2 separate regions of the Mus musculus genome follow, and region 2 is linked to region 1. Evidence: chromatin loops called from intact Hi-C (ENCODE). Cell type or tissue: left cerebral cortex. All regions are shown on one strand.

Evidence for each region. A loop is a pair of places that touch in the nucleus more often than their neighbours do. Peaks named below come from ENCODE experiments on the same cell type or tissue, not always from the same donor. Only the 100,000 strongest peaks of a DNase experiment are listed, where the experiment ranks them.
Region 2: a loop joins it to region 1, with 4 times the contacts of the local background. A loop is called at or near these places in 4 of 42 quality-filtered maps.

What each region holds. Positions count from the first base shown.
Region 1 is chrX:74,448,795-74,456,794 of GRCm38, forward strand. It overlaps Ikbkg (inhibitor of kappaB kinase gamma), which reads left to right. Exons shown (of 10, transcript NM_010547.2): 10 at 1-4,984. Among named protein-coding and RNA genes, the nearest start is that of Ikbkg, 23 kb to the left of the region's middle. In left cerebral cortex, a CTCF peak has its summit at 4,152 (motif pointing right); a DNase peak (open chromatin) is centred at 4,167.
Region 2 is chrX:75,090,715-75,098,714 of GRCm38, forward strand. It overlaps Dkc1 (dyskeratosis congenita 1, dyskerin), which reads left to right and starts at 5,140. Exons shown (of 15, transcript NM_001030307.2): 1 at 5,140-5,413; 2 at 6,120-6,187; 3 at 6,569-6,655; 4 at 7,748-7,839. The coding sequence starts at 5,398. In left cerebral cortex, CTCF peaks have their summits at 4,512 and 5,042; DNase peaks (open chromatin) are centred at 5,193 and 5,809; H3K4me3 peaks cover 1,808 bases; H3K27ac peaks cover 880 bases.

The sequences.
Region 1 (8,000 bases):
TTGTACACTGATCTGTGTGTACCTTTAGGACAGATGCTTAGATGTGACATTGGATCCTTGCCCTGGAGGAGGTGGGCAGACCTTTGGATTTTTGCCATCTCTAAGATATACCATTCTTTACTAAAGAATTTGCTTAAGTGTCTTTTTCTGGGGCATGTGGGCCCTTTTTAATTCCTCTGATGTAACTTGGATTTTCATAATTCCTACCCATTTTTCTGTTGGGACATTGCCATTTGTTCTTGGGCTTTGTAGAGCTTTTTGATTATCAGTCAGGTTGGTTTTGACTATTACAGAAGTGCACCCCTTGTTCCACATTGATTGTTAGTGTTTTGGGGCCTAGAAGCTGTTTTATACTCCTACTTACCCATTCTTTACTCCTAGTTTTTTGACTTTGGAATTATGACTGCTTTGTCAACAGAAAGGTATTTCACATGTATGCTTTCCTTTTTCTAGCCCCAGTGTGCTCTTGTTTTTGCCAAGCACATTGTTACCTTCTGTGAATGGTGGTGGCCATAGTTCATCACACTCCTGGAGTTTGTGATCACATGTTCTTCACCAGCCAAAATGTCCTAGGGAACCATTTAGCAGTGACTGACTGATCACAGAAAAGGGAACACTTCACTTGTTTTGCAAGGTTCTAGACATTTTGTGGGACCTTACCGTCATTGGTATTAGACCTGCAGTTCTAGTAAAGGAAAGGAAGTTGTAGTTGAGAAAGCAATAAATATGCCTTGCTCATTCCTTAGGTCTAAATCCTTCCTGCCCTCCTGTAAGCTTTCATGGTTCTGAGTGGTATCTGTGAATCCATCCCGGGGGCTTTTATTTACATGGTTTCTTTCCCATTAAGAGTGAGAAGGCTAAGTAGAATTCAGATTATAAAAAAGGATTTAAAAAGTAATCCTGAGCTGGGGGCTTTCTCGGAATTTTCAGGGGATGCAGAGTAAGTTTTCCATTTCCTAATTCCCAGGTATCTATCAGAAAGATCTTTAGGAAAATGTTAAAGGAACAAACAAGTTCTTTGCTTATGTGTTTTCATTTAAATACCTAATCTATAATTTTCCTTTAGGAATACTATTGGTTTAGGTTGAGTCCAGTTTTGTGGTGGTATATATCACTTTTCTATAGCTGCTTTAAAATTTTTCCTAAACTTGGAAGAGCAAGAACAACAACAACAACAACAACAACAACAAATCACTCTTTCCTGTCTGGAAGCCACATATTAAGTTTTTTCTGGAGGCTGTGAGAATCAATTCCAGGCATTCTCTTAACTTTCAGTGGTTTGTGGTAGTCCTTGGTGTTGCTTGGCTCATAGACCCATCACTCCAGTTTCTGGTTCTAGGGCCTTGTGGTTTCTTCCTCTCTTCTGTCTCATAAGGAAACCATGTTGTGCATGTGGGGTCTATTTGATTAGATTAAGGAGGATCTCCAGTTCAAGACCCTTAACTCATTCCACCTACCAAGATCCTTTCCCCAAATAAAGTCTTGTTCTCACATTATGGGGGTTTGGGCTTATATAACCCGGAGTATGGATATCATCAGAACCTGAGTAAATGCAGCCCAAAGGCAGGGCCTTTAAAGCCTTGTAATTCTGCTAGAGAGACCTGGTCTCTAGGGTGATGACCAGTAGTCTTCAGAGTTTGAAGGCAGACCCTTGTCAGTGCTTGATGCTGTTAGTAGGGTCAGTGGGAATGATTGGGAAAGGCAGGTTGGCTATAGTAGGAGAGAGCTGTTGGGCTGCCTGCAGTGGCTGCATGAGCTTCACGCTTCTTGGATAAACAGAGATGCATAGGTGCATTTCTGACCAGTACTTTATCCTGAAAGGGTCCCAGAAAGCAGGTGTGACCCAGGTTACACAGTAGGAAGCTTGAAAACATGGGCTTCATGCACTGGTCAAGACAAATCTGAGGGTGGCACAAGGTAATGGTTGGGACCTAGTACCCTTCTAGAAGGTGGGAGCCCTTGCCACCGACTTACCCTGCAGTATGGTGTATGATTAACCGTACATCAAAGATTTGAGATTCTACCATCTTTTTGACATGAGACATGCTCTTTTCTTTTGCAGAATTACTTAAGCTAGAACTGGAAAAAGTGGTCGTTCCATTCCCCTCAGGAATTAGTCTACTTGCTTTTGCACAAATTTTATGTGGCCTCTGGCAGACAACTTTTAGATCCATACAGCTAGAAGCATGCCCTTTCCAGAAGACCTGTTCTGGAATAGATAGTGCTTCTTATGTATGCTCTCTTCCTGTTGGCCCATGCCCAAGAGAAAACCAGAGAGCCAGTAAGACAGTACAGAGTGCTTCACCTACTGAAGTAATAAACGATAAGGCAGATTGTAGGTAGGAATGATATCTAAAAAGGAACAATTGCAGCCCTGTGTGTGACACCCTCAGGCAAGGTAAGGCCTACCTTTTAGTGTTTCCCCTTTCAAGGTGGGAGTTTGGAGAGATGAACAAGCACTTTGGAAGCATCCCCAGCCCTCTTTACCTGACAACAGTTTGGTCCTCACAGTGACTGCTTCATTGGAGTGCCTCTCCAGTGTTATGGCACCATCATCTGTTACCACCCAAGGCTGTGATGAAATAAGATACAACATATCCGATGACACAGGCCTGCATGGCTAGCATCTTGAACATTTTATTACATGAACATTCTCTGTACGATGGTATAAAAAGGCCCGAGGATTAAATTATGTATAAAATATGAAATAAAGAAGTAAGACTTTCAAGCATGCACTCTGTCCTCCCTTGTTGGATGTAGGGGTAGGATTGCCAGTAACAAAGGTTTTCTTTGCTATTTCTATCTCTTTAATTCCCCTGTATTACATAGGAAGTAGCTGTTACACACAGCTCTGAGGTTTCTTCTGCCTATGGCTGAGGAAAGCTCATTATTGACACAACAGAGTGGTGAAAGGGGCCAAGTCAACTAATTTGGGGCTTGAATTTCCTGTGGTTGCAGCAACAAAGTACCACACGTTAGGGAGCTTAGGCAACAGATTTCCTCTCCCTGTTAAGGATGGCAGGCATCTGAGAAGTGGGTTCCTCATAAGGGATAACCCATTCCAGTGCCCCTCTCCAGTGTGTGGCAGGTCCCAGAAATTCTTAGTTTTCTCTAGTTGTACCTGCATCTCTGCCTCTGCCACTTTTGTCACATGGCCATCTTGTGTTTCCTTTTTATAAGCACACCAGTGTTGTATACAGGTGGGTATTTGGAAACATGGAAGCATTTTGTTCAGTATCTAGTGACAGTGATGGAAAGAGATGATTTGCAGAGAAGGTCAGAGCAGCATGAGGGTCTTAGGTATGGAGCTGCAGCCAACATTATGGACATGGAAGAGAGGGATTGCTGGACTTTTGGTTTCCTGCCTGGGTACCTGGACAATCTATCTACCATTGGGAGGACTAGGTAACAGTGGAAGTTAGTTATGAGAGAAGTTGTTTGATGTTCAATTCTGATCTAGCCAGGCTCAGTGTGAGATGTCCTGGGTCCCTTCATCTTGCCTTGACTGTTAGGTGCAGTTTCATATTGAAACTGCAGGCTCTTTTTTATCCATTGCTACTGGCAACCAGTGTGATCTGGTAAATCTGTTTCCACTTTGCTTAGTGCTCTCCACTGATTTTCTGTTACTTGAGACCTAAACTCCATCTTCAGCCTTGTGTTGATCTAATGTCATGTCAACTTCTCTAAAAGCTCAGCCAATTCTACACTGGCCTTCTATTCCTTTCCTCAAACCACTTAGCACTTTTTTTTTTTAAATTTTTTTAGATTTATTTATTTATTTATTATATGTAAGTACACTGTAGTTGTCTTCAGACACTCCAGAAAAGGAGTCAGATCTTGTTACGGATGGTTGTGAGCCACCATGTGGTTGCTGGGATTTGAACTCCAGACCTTTGGAAGAGCAGTAGGGTGCTCTTACCCACTGAGCCATCTCACCAGCCCAGCACTTCTGTTTCTTAAGGCTGTTGCTCCTGTTGTCTCCTTTGCTGAGAAAGTTCTGTTCCCTAATTTGTACTGTTGACTACTTTTTGTCATCCATATAAGTGTAAACAAAAGTTCTTTCATCTGATCTCTTCATCCTAAATCATACTACCCTGTTTTAACTCACATTACTACCACTGACCTTTTCTAGTGTTTTTTTCTTTTCTACCACTAGAGGGAGACAGAAGCCGTATCAATTTAGTCGTATACTCAACACAGGGAAACTGCATTTACTGATGGCTGAGCTTGTCTGAGACGATATCAGGATTCCCCTGCCAATATCTTCATGGACGTCACTTGTCACCATAATTGGTGACTTATAGAAGTTATTAATGTACTAGAAATTATAGTACAGAAATCTTATTTTAGGACTATAGTACCAATAGCCTTTTTTTGTGGTGCTGGGGATAGAACCCAGGGTCTTTCACATGTAAGCATTCATACCATCACTGAGCTACAATCCCTGGTTATCAGCTTCTCACTTTATTTACCTTCCCCTGACTTTGACAGCCCTGTCTAGTTTGGAACTTATTATGTAATCCACGATGGCCTTGAATTTACAGCCATCCTCAGCCTCTCCAGTGCTAGGATTATAAATATATCTGACTAGCTTATTTTTTTCATTTTGTTCAGGTTTTTAATGAGTGTCTTGGTTTCAGATATGAAAAACAGAATTTGGAAGAAAGCCAGTTGGGCCAGTCTGTGGTAGAGCATGCACTCAAAGTTGAAGCAAGATGTTAATGAGTTCTAGGCTGGCTTAGGCTTCATAGCAAGATCCTATCTCATAAAACAAAAAGTTAACTGGTGATTCCCTGGAGGTGAGAGGGGTGAGGAGAGAGTGATAGTTAATGAATACAAAGTTCTTTGAGGGAAAATGAGAATATTCTGAAATTGGCTATGGCGATACTCATACATTTGTGAATGTGCAAGGAACACTTCAGATGAATGACTTTTGTTGTATATGGATTAGGTTGCAATAAAACTGGCATTTAAAATGTTATCTAAGCCCTGCAGTTTTCCAGAACTTTTTGTGACAACGAAGATGATATAAAAAGAGTTGAATATTTGCTTTTGTTAAATTTAATTTTATTAATTTTTACTTATTCACTTTATATCTCGCTCACTGTCCCATTCCTGGTCACCCCCTCCCACAACCCTTCTCCCCAAATATTTGCTTTTGAAGCTGTTTGACAGGTGAACTATTGATGAGCTCTTGGCATTGTTCCACTAAGTAGAAGGGCAGAGCTGGAGGTGAGACATGTGTGACTGACTTTGTCTCACAAAATAGAATGATCACACCATAGCCTTTCTTCTGAGTTCCACAATTGGAACTAACTGAAGACTAGCAGTTGCCTCTAAATCAGCATGGACTGGACAACACATGGGCCCTACCTACTACACCAATAGAGGAACAAAATTAAGTGGGCAAGTATGATAGGTAGTGGCCAGTGGGAAAGAAGAGACCACCTAGGCACAGCAGCTTTTTTGATTTCACTGGTGCCAAGTATCCTAGGATCAGGGCTGGGATGGAATTTGATTTGTCAGTCTGGCAGGCCCATCCATGCTCTTATGGATTTAAAGATTGGCTCCATAGTTAAGTATATTAATGGAAAAGGGACACAGATGTGAAAAGGGTAAGGATATTTGCTCTAAATATTTTGTGTGACTGAAAGAAGAGTTTAGGATGGGTTACAATGTCACAATGGGCTGAGTTCTATGACCACTGTCTAGTGGTTCTTGACCTGTGGGTTGCAACCCTTTTGGGGTCACATATCAGATATCCTGCGTGTCAGATATTTACATTATGATGCATAACAGTAGCAAAATTACAGTTGTGGAGTAGCAATATGAAAATTAATGGGTGGGGGCTTACTACGGCATGACGAACTGTATTAAAGGTTGCAGCATTAGGAACGTTGAGAACCACTATGTGGGGCCCATTTTGGCTATAATAGGCAGAGTCACAGAAAGTGTAAGGAACTTACATCTGTGTTAGAATGAAAGGGAATCACACTATGTAGGAATCAGTGCATTAATGGGGAGACTTCACACTTGAAGATACAAAAGAGGGACTCCAAGCTGTAGAGGATCAGGTTTTGTGTTTACTAGAGAATTGACAGGTTCCAGGGTTAGGACAGAGAAAGCACAAGGAGCCAAATAATATTGTCCCAGAAATATAAGGATGCTCTTAAAGAAAAACTGAGACACATTTAGCTGCATTAGGCATAAAAATCAAAATGACTGCAGGCTGAAATAAAAGTGGGCACATAACAATAGCAACTGTTATTGCTATTGTGCCAGAATTACCTTGATAATTCTGAAGGTATCTTGAAGGGAAGCAGCAAGAATTTAATATATTTAGCAAATGATAGAACATTGCTGATAGTTATCAGGGTGAGATATTGGATTTTTCATTTAAAAATACTTATTTGCAAATTTTTTTCTCTTTTTTTCTTTTTATTTTGTTTGCAAATTATTTTTAGTTATGTATATGTATACATGTATGGAGTATGCACATAGGTACAGGTGTTTGTAGATGCTAGAGGATCTGACTGCCTGCAGCTGGAGTTACAGAGAGTTGTGGTCTGCCTGACATGGATGATAGAAAACAAACTTGGGTTCCCCGAAAGTGCAAATGCTCTTAACCAATAAGCCATCTCTCTAGCCTCATAGGATTTATTATTTTTATTTTTATTATTTCTAAATTTGAGATAATACAATTACATCATTTCTGTCTTTCCTTTCCTCCATCCAAACCTTTTCATATACTTCTCCTTGTTCTTTTTCAAATTTATGGTCTCATATTTCATTATTGTTTTACATACATACATGTATATGTATATACATATGCATGTATATATATACACATATACATGTGTGTATGTCTATGTTTCTAAATATATAAGTATGATCTGTTCATTCTGTATATTACATGACTTTTTAAAAATTATGTATTTATTGTATGTGCTATAGCAGATATACAGAGTGCAGAGGACAACTGGCATGAATGAGTCTGTTTTCTTATTCAGCCATATAGTTCCTAAGGCTGGAACTCAGGTTCTCTGGCTTGGTGGCAGTTGGTTTTTTTTTTTCCCCACTGAGACATCTAACTAGCTTTGGATTTGTTATTTTTTGTAAGGTGTCTTAGTGGATATTTATAAAACAACTAGGATATTCATAAGGTACATCATGGTGGGTTAGATCTTTAAGGTATTTTCCCTCATGTTCCTTTTTAAAAGCCCACAAAGTGTGGGTATCATCTGTTCCTGATATAACAGGAAGAACCTAAGTAGCTCTGAGGATGTTTATCTACTCCTGAAACCATCCTCCTACCTCAACCTGTTAGCTGCTGGATTACATGTGTGTATCCCTTGGCTCAGCTTGAAACACACACACACACACACACACACACACACACACACACACACACACACACCCTACACACAGCTTTCTCCCTGTAGCACTGGGTGTCTTAGAACTTGCTCTGTAGAATAGCTTGTCCTTGAACTCAGAGATCTGCTTGCCTTTGCCTCCTGAGTGCTGGGATTAAAGTCCTGCACCACCACTGGTTGGCAAACTTATCTTCTTTTAAAACAATATTATACAAGAATTATTTTATTGTAAAAAGTAAGTAAATCAAAAGCATCACACTGCTACATTAATGTAGCCACTCAAACTGTAAAAGTCCCCAGACTTTAGCACAACTGGTTACATGATGGAAATACCATTTAGGCTGTGAATGTACTTAGATAGCACCACCTGCCAAAACAAAAACAAAGACCTAAAATCCATCAAAGTCCATAGTTCTGGGAAAGTCTCTAAATATTCTAATCTTAACTCTTTTTTTGCTTCTGTAGTTCTTCTAGCTAACCATTTTTCTTAACTGAATTATGTTAACCAAGGATTTGTTTTTTGTGTTTAAAGGCACAACCTGAGAAAGGCTTGGGGGCTGCGCTGGGATCCCGAACACCCAGTGTAATTGCTGACTGACTAATAAAGACTTTCTATTGGCTTAAACC
Region 2 (8,000 bases), 640 kb after region 1:
AACCATCTGTCACTATCCTTCTAGGGGATCCGACTCCCTCACACAGGCATACATGCAGTCAAAATGCATAAAATAAAAATAAATAAATTTTAAAAATGAAAACACACACAGGGAGAAGTGATTTAGCACTTGCTGATTTAGACTAGGTTTCAATTGCCAGCTCCCACATCATAACTACCAATCATCTGTATCTTTAGTTGCAAGGGAGCTGATGCACTCTTCTGATTTTTTGACAGCATTGAGCAGTCATGTGGTACACAAAAACACATATGTATTGTGATAGTTTATATATGCTCGACCCAGGGAGTGGCACTATTAGAGGGTGTGGCCTTATTGGAGTGGGTGTGTCACTGGGGCGTGAGCTTTAAGACCCTCATCCTAGCTGCCTGGAAGTCAGTATTCTGCTAGCAGCCTTCAGACGAAGATGTAGAACTCTCAGCTCCTCCTGCACCAAGCCTGCCTGAATGCTGCCATACTCCCACCTTGATGATATTGGACTGAACCTCTGAATCTGTAAACCATCCCCAAATATATGTTGTCCTTATAAGCGTTGCCTTGGTCATGGTATCTGTTCACATCAGTAAAACCCTAAGACATGTAAAATAAATAAATCTTTAAAAATTAAAAATTAAAAAAAAAAGTTCATTCTGAGTTTGAGGCCAGCCTGGTCTACAGAGTGAGTTCCAGGACAGCCAGGGCTACACAGAGAAACCCTGTCTCGAAAAACCAAACCAAACCAAACCAAAACAAAACAAAGAACCATGATCCAATAAATCCTTACTTGTATCCTAGGCTGGCCTGATATTCACTACGTAGCCCATACTAGCCTTGAACTCATGTCAATTTTCCTGTCTCAGCCTCCCACATGTCAGAAATAGGCATGACGCACCATTGCCTGGCTCCCTTCACAGTCTTTTGTCAGAGTACATAATTTGAAAATATTTCTCCCAGTCTGTAGCATATTTTATTGTACTCTTAACAATGTGTTTTGTAGAGCAAAAGGCTTAAATTTTAATCAAGTCCAGTTTATTATTAGTCTATTTGTTTGTTTTTGGGGATTTTGTTTGTTTTGTTTTGTTTTGTGATTTTTTTTTTTTGAGAGAAGCTTTCTCTATGTAGCCCCTGGTTGTCCTGGAACTCTCATTGTAGACCATGTTGGATTTGAACACATAGAGATCCATCTGTCTCTGCCTACCAAGTGTTGGGATTAAAGGGTTGTGCTGCCACACCTGACCATAGCTTTACATTTTACTTGTTTTTTATAATTTTTATAAATTTTAAAGATTCATTTATTTTATAAATATAAGTATAGTGTCCCTGTCTTTAGACACACCGGAATTGAGTCCCACTACAGATGGTTGTGAGCCATCATGTGGTTGCTGGGAATTGAAATAAGGTCCTCTGGAAGAGCAATCAATGTTCTTAACTGCTGAGCCACCTCTCCAGCCCCCGTTTGTTTGTTTGTTTGTTTGTTTTGTTTCTTTTTGTTGTTGTTTTTGTTTGGGTGTTTTGTTTTGTTTTGTTGAGATGGTTTTTCTGTCTGTCCCTGGCTGTCTTGGAACTCACTCTGTAGACCAGGCTAGCCTCAAACTCAGAAATCCACCTGCCTCTGCCTCCCAAGTGCTGGGATTAAAGGTGTGCACCACCACTGCCCAGCTTGCTGGTTTGTTTGTTTGGTATTTTGTTGTTGTTTGTTTGCTTGTTTGTTTTGGGGTTTTTTTGGATCATGTTTTTATTGTACTACACTTTTTCTTTTCTTTTCTTTTTCTTTCTTTCTTTTTTTTTTTCTGGAGACAGGGTTTCTCTGTGTAGCCCTGGCTGTCCTGGAACTCATTCTGTAGACCAGGCTGGCCTCGAACTCATAAATCCACCTGCCTCTGCCTCCCAAGTGTACTACACTTTTAACATTATTAAAAGCTTACTATAAACTTTATTCATATTATGATTGTATCAGGAGACCACACAGTAACTAACCTATACTTCCTAGGTGTAGACTTGTGTAAATGCATTCTGCGAAGTTTGTCTAACAGCAAAAAGAAATTGCCGCATCAGTAAGTGATGATACATGATAACATCTCTAGCTAGTAAATGATTTAGTACCAGAAGGAGTCATCCAAGTTCAGTGATGATTTCTCAAATAACTGTGGGAATATTGTTTTGGAAACTGGCCAGATTGTGGTGAAAATAGTGTATAGAAATATAGTCTGGAATCAAAATCTAAAAGTATATATGTCTTAGTCAGAGTTTCTATTCCTGCACAGACATCATGACCAAAAAGCAAGTTGGGGAGGAAAGGGTTTATTCAGCTTACACTTCCATGTTGCTGTTCATCACCAAAGGAAGTCAGGACTGGAACTCAAGCAGGGCAGGAAGCAGGAGCTGATGCAGAAACCATGGAGGGATGTTACTGGCCTGCTCAGCTTGCTTTCTTATAGAACCAAAGACTACTAACCCAGGGATGGCACCACCCACAATTGGTCCTCCCACCCTTGATCACTAATTGAGAAAATGCCTTACAGCAGGATCTCATGGAGGCATTTCCTCAAGGGAGGCTCCTTTCTCTGTGATAATTCCAGCTTGTGTCAAGTTGACACATAAAACAATGTACTAGCCAGTACAATATACTAACAAAACACATACTTTTTGTTTTAGTTTGTTTTGTTTTCTTTTTTTGTTTGTTTTTTGTTGTTGTTGTTTTTGGTTTTGGGTTTTTTTGTTTGTTTGGTTTTTGTTTTTTTTCGAGAAAGGGTTTCTCTGTATAGCCCTGGCTGTCCTGGAACTCACTTTGTAGACCAGGCTGGCCTTGAACTCAGAAATCCGCCTGCCTCTGCCTCCCGAGTGCTGGGATTAAAGGGGTGTGCCACCACGCCCCGCTCAAATCAGGATTTTTGTATGTAGTCCTGGCTGTCCTGGAACTAGCTCTATAGACCAGTCTGGCCTTGAACTCAAGCTCTGCCTGCCTTTTGGATTAAAGGCATTCATCACTAAACTAGGCTAAAACACTTTCTTAAATCAATGCTTATTGCTGGGCAGTGGTGACACATGCCTTTAATCCCATATATATGGGATTATATATATATATGTATATATATATATATATATATATATAGTAGAATTTTATTCAGCCTTAAGGAAGGATGAAATGGAATTGAGCCATTAGCAGGAAAATTGATGAAACTAGAGAGCATCAGGTGTTAAGATACTTTTCTTGGCACACAGATAGGATGAGGGTCCATGACTAGCAACAAAAGTGTTAAATTTCCAAGATGGCTTGTTTTCTTCCTCACACTCCTGATTTGAGACAAAGGCCTAGCAGTATAAAACAAAAGCCCTGTAAGCCTTTGTCTTCCACCTGTGAGACCCTGCTGGTGAACTAGCTCAACAAATTCAAGGCTGGTTCAGGGCTTGCTACAAAACAGTAGGCTAATCAACCACTCTATCTTTCTTCAAACTGACCAACCCTAAATTAGGAGAGGGAAACTTCAGAGACTTAAATCCCTAATCTTTGAGAAGAGACTGGATTTTTTGTTTTCCTGTGCAGAGACACACATTTACAAACTCTTAAGATTGTTTTCAAACACATTTTTTTTTCTCCTGCAGCTTCTAGGTTTTTAAATTGTGTCCTGGGGCAAAGCAGAGGTTAACTCTTGGCTTAAGAAAATCTGTCTGAGGGGAATGAACTTTTCTTTCTTTGCTCTCATCCATCACTCACTCACTCACTCACTCACTCACTCACTCACACTTCACTGTTGAACCTTATCATCAACCCTTAAAAAGTATTTTAAGCATAAACAGGACCTAAGTTTAATGATACTTTCAGGCTGCTTATTAAGACAATCTAGGGAAAGTAGAAAAAGTTGGGACTTCAGGAAGCTACTGGAGAAATAGAGACATTATAATGATGGTTAGAGAAGTAAGAGTGAAGAAAAATCCACGGGTTCTGGAACTCTCCGAAAGCAAAATCTCTCCAAAAAGATTTGAGCATAGAGATACAGGACAAAGATGAAGGCACTGGACAAATGGCAAATGAGTACTTCAGATTTACTCACCCTATTAATTATCACTGGAGCATTATAAAATAACATTTAATTCTAAGGGTCTTATCTGTTAATAGTCAATTCTGATCATTACCACTATTAGCAAAATGAATTCCATAAAGACATAAAAACCCATTGTAAGTCATAGTAAAAAAGAAAAAAAAAACAGAAAAAAAAACTGAAAAAATCTGATTTTAGCATTGTAGATCAGAAGAAAAAGAATACTATTTTTTTTTTTTTTGTCAGCAACAACTAACTGGAAAACTATTGGCAAATGATTCCATCTACAATGAAGATAACTAATGATCTATCAAATTCACTAGATATGGGTTATGAATCCAGAAAGCCAAAAGAATCTACAGAGGTAGAATAGGAAACAGGGTGAAGGAGGATATTCCAGAGATCTTATCTCAAAGGCAGTAGCTCGGATTAACAGCCAGAAGACTCTACCCGACAAAAGTCAGGGCTCAATCCTAGAGCTGTTACTTTCTGGCTGTTACATTATCTCAGCCACTAGAGCTCTGCACTTGATGTCCAGGCTGTGGAATTCGAACTTAAGTGTACAGGTTAAGTGTGAAACACACTGGAAAAAAACTTCATACAGAAAAAAGCAAAACATTACACACTGCTGCATATTGCTTCCGTATTAAAATAACATGCCAGATCCGCAGGGTTATGTAAAATTAACTACCAGAATCACTTTCAACCTTTTTAGTTTGATGTAGCTGCTAGAAAATTTAAAAGTTTACACGAGGCTTGCACTCAATTCCTATTGGCCAATACAGCCATAACTTAATAGGAATTTCAAGGAGTAAACAGCTTTCACTTTGACACTGTGTACCTCAATGTCTTTTTCAATTGAAACTGACATGATAGCAAGCAAAAAAATGTCTGTTTGAGTTAAAACCAGCTATTTATAGCGCGCTAAGAAGGATGTCCAAGTGCTGAAGCTGAAGCTAGACTGGAGGAGGGTACAGTACAGCCCACCCGCTGTAGTCTGTTACTGCAGAAGCCTGGCCAAGGTTCCAAGGCGCTCTGCCAAGGGTTGGCAGTGTGGGGTTGGGGTGGGGAGGAGTGAGGGGGAGCTTCCAGGCGCATGTGCGGTCACACCTCCGTGGCCGAATCAGCCAATGGGATTGAGTAGACAGTCCGCGGGTTCGTAGAGATTCCTGCCCCCGTACCCCGTCCTGTCCTCCTCCTCCTCCTCCTCTTCTCTACGTCCCTTTTTTATATCAGCAAGCTAGGGGCGGTGCAACGGTGGGCGGGTCCTAATGACGTGCCCGGACGGGTCTCACACCATAGGAGTCTACAGTTCTTAGTTTGTGGCGGCTTGGGCGGGACGCACGCGGTGCAGTTCAAGATGGCGGATGCAGAAGGTAAGAGGTTCTGGTGGCAGTGCCATGAGACCTGTGGGGCCTCCTACACGACCCGGAGCTAGTTATAGTGAGATTGCATCGTGACCCGCGGTTCCCCGTGTTCCCGCTCGCAGTTTGGCTGTCTCACCACTCGGCTCTGGCTCTACCTGTGAATGCACGCATTCGTGACCAGTGACTAGGCTTCATTAGATCCTGGCTTCGTGCAAAAGATTCTACCAGGGTCCCCTCCCAAAGGCATCAGCCGTGGAGGCGACTGTGTCGTGATAAGGAGACGCGGTAGCATTTCTGCTGGCACTAGGCAGGACATTATGGAAATGAGGGTAGCAAAGGTGCAGAGCAAGGGTTAGGAAGGAAAGGAACAGAGGAGTTGGAAGCAAGTGTAACTCAGACCTACAAGAAAAACTTTAAGAGATCACAAGCCCCTATGGACAGTGCAGTGTTCGTTTGTGAAACTTTCCAGCCTGTGGACAAGTGCTTCCCTAAGTAATATTTGGCCTTGCCACAGCCACGTGGAGAACCCGAAGGGAAGCCAACACGTGCTAGAGTCATTTACCAGCCAAGCCATCCTAGTGTTTGGCCTCACAAACGTAAGTTCTCTCCAGTAATGTCAGACTTTAAAATGTTTTCTTTGTCCCGATTTTAGAGTTAATTTTAAACTTTGGTTTTAGTTTTCAAAATCTTCAAATATTGAGTTTGTTTCTTGTAGTAATTACATTCCCAAAGAAGCATAAGAAGAAAAAAGACCGGAAGCCATTACAAGAAGATGATGTTGCCGTGAGTAGAAATTTACTTTGCTTCGACTGATTGAGATAATTTAGTAAACAGCACATTAAAGGGGGAAAGTGCTTTTAAATATTCTCAATCAATATGCTAGTACTTAGTGGTCATTATGTAGAACGGGCAAAAACCTGAAATCATACAACTCCCAGAGAAATTTTCTAACATGCATGGCATGCTAAATGGTGAGCTATTGACCCTGAATTTCTCTGCCTTACTCCATCAGCAGACCCATGGTTTTGTTAAAATATTTGGATTCAACTTGATCTTCCTAAAGTTGAGTGACCTGGGTTTCAGAAATCACACCCCTCCTTTCCTCTTGTTTAAAAGGCATGCACTTCCAAAATTAAGCTGAGAAATGTTTCTGCTCTATTGAAGGAAATACAACATGCTGAAGAATTTCTTATCAAACCAGAATCTAAAGTGGCTCAATTAGACACTTCTCAGTGGCCCTTGTTACTAAAGGTATGTTTTCTGTGTATCAGATGGATGCTTGAATTCCATATTATTTCTAGTTAATGCTTACTGCTGGGGTGTTGTGTTGCATGCTCTTTATTCCAGTGGGCCAGGCAAGCCTAGTTTACATAAAGAGACCCTGTCTCAAAAAAGGAATGCTCACTGCCAGCATAGTTTACATTTAGAAAACTTTAAATGATGTAGCATGGAATATAGTATGTCACCAAAATGTCAATTGCTGTTAGGTTTTAGACAATTGCACTTTTGAAATCAACTCCTGTAGACTGTTTCAGTGCCTAAGAACATGGGGTTTTGAAGCCAGACGCCTTTGAAATAAGAGTATATGTGATCCTAGGCCACTTTTTTTTTTAACAATTATTTCTTTTATGTGAGTATATTGTAACTGTCTTCAGACACACCAGAAGAGGAGGGCATTGGATCCCATTACAGATGGTTGTGAGCCACCATGTGGTTGCTGGGAATTGAACTCGGGACCTCTGGAAGAACAGTCAGTACTCTTAACTGTTGAGCCATCTCCCCAGCCATGGGCCAGTCTTTTAACCTCACTGAATCTATTAATTGCTCATGATTATTTTCTCTTAGGATGATGTGCAGGGAGTTATAGGAGGTATTCTATGAAGCATGCTTAGTTTACGGTTGCATGTCATAGAAATTATAGGTTATTATTTAGGGATTTAATTAGTGATATTGAGTAACCCATTGAACTAAAATTTATAATTTTCACAAAGTGGATACCAGCTATAAAGTTAAGACATCTAGCAAAGAAGATTTTAAAATATAAATTTAATATAAATTTTTATTTCATCGATTACAGTGTGTGGGTGGGATGTTGGGGGTGCATGCTCCACATGGCATACGTGTAGAAGTCAAAAGATAACTTGCAAAGTTTGTTCTCAAGTGTCGTGAGTTACTAGTATTGCAGTTTTCCCTAGTATGTAGGAAGGCTTAGTAGTGTGTCATTAATAATGGGAACAACATACATTTATGGGCTTGAAGGGCTACAGTGGTTGGTGGTGTTATTTACTGACTCTTGTTTTACTTCTATTGATATGTTATTAAACTTATGTTATTGCTTTCTAGAATTTTGATAAGCTAAATGTAAGGACAGCACACTATACACCTCTTCCTTGTGGTTCAAATCCTCTGAAGAGGGAGATTGGGGACTATATCAGGTAGGCATGCTCTGTCCAAACTTAAAGTCTTTTGAAACTGATGCTCTCACTGAATTTATTTGTTATTCAAGGGAGTAGTAGTGGCAGCTTAGAACAGCTTTGTCCTGAATATATAACCTAAATATGTGATTTGCTTTTCTTTTTATGTCTTCATGCTATTT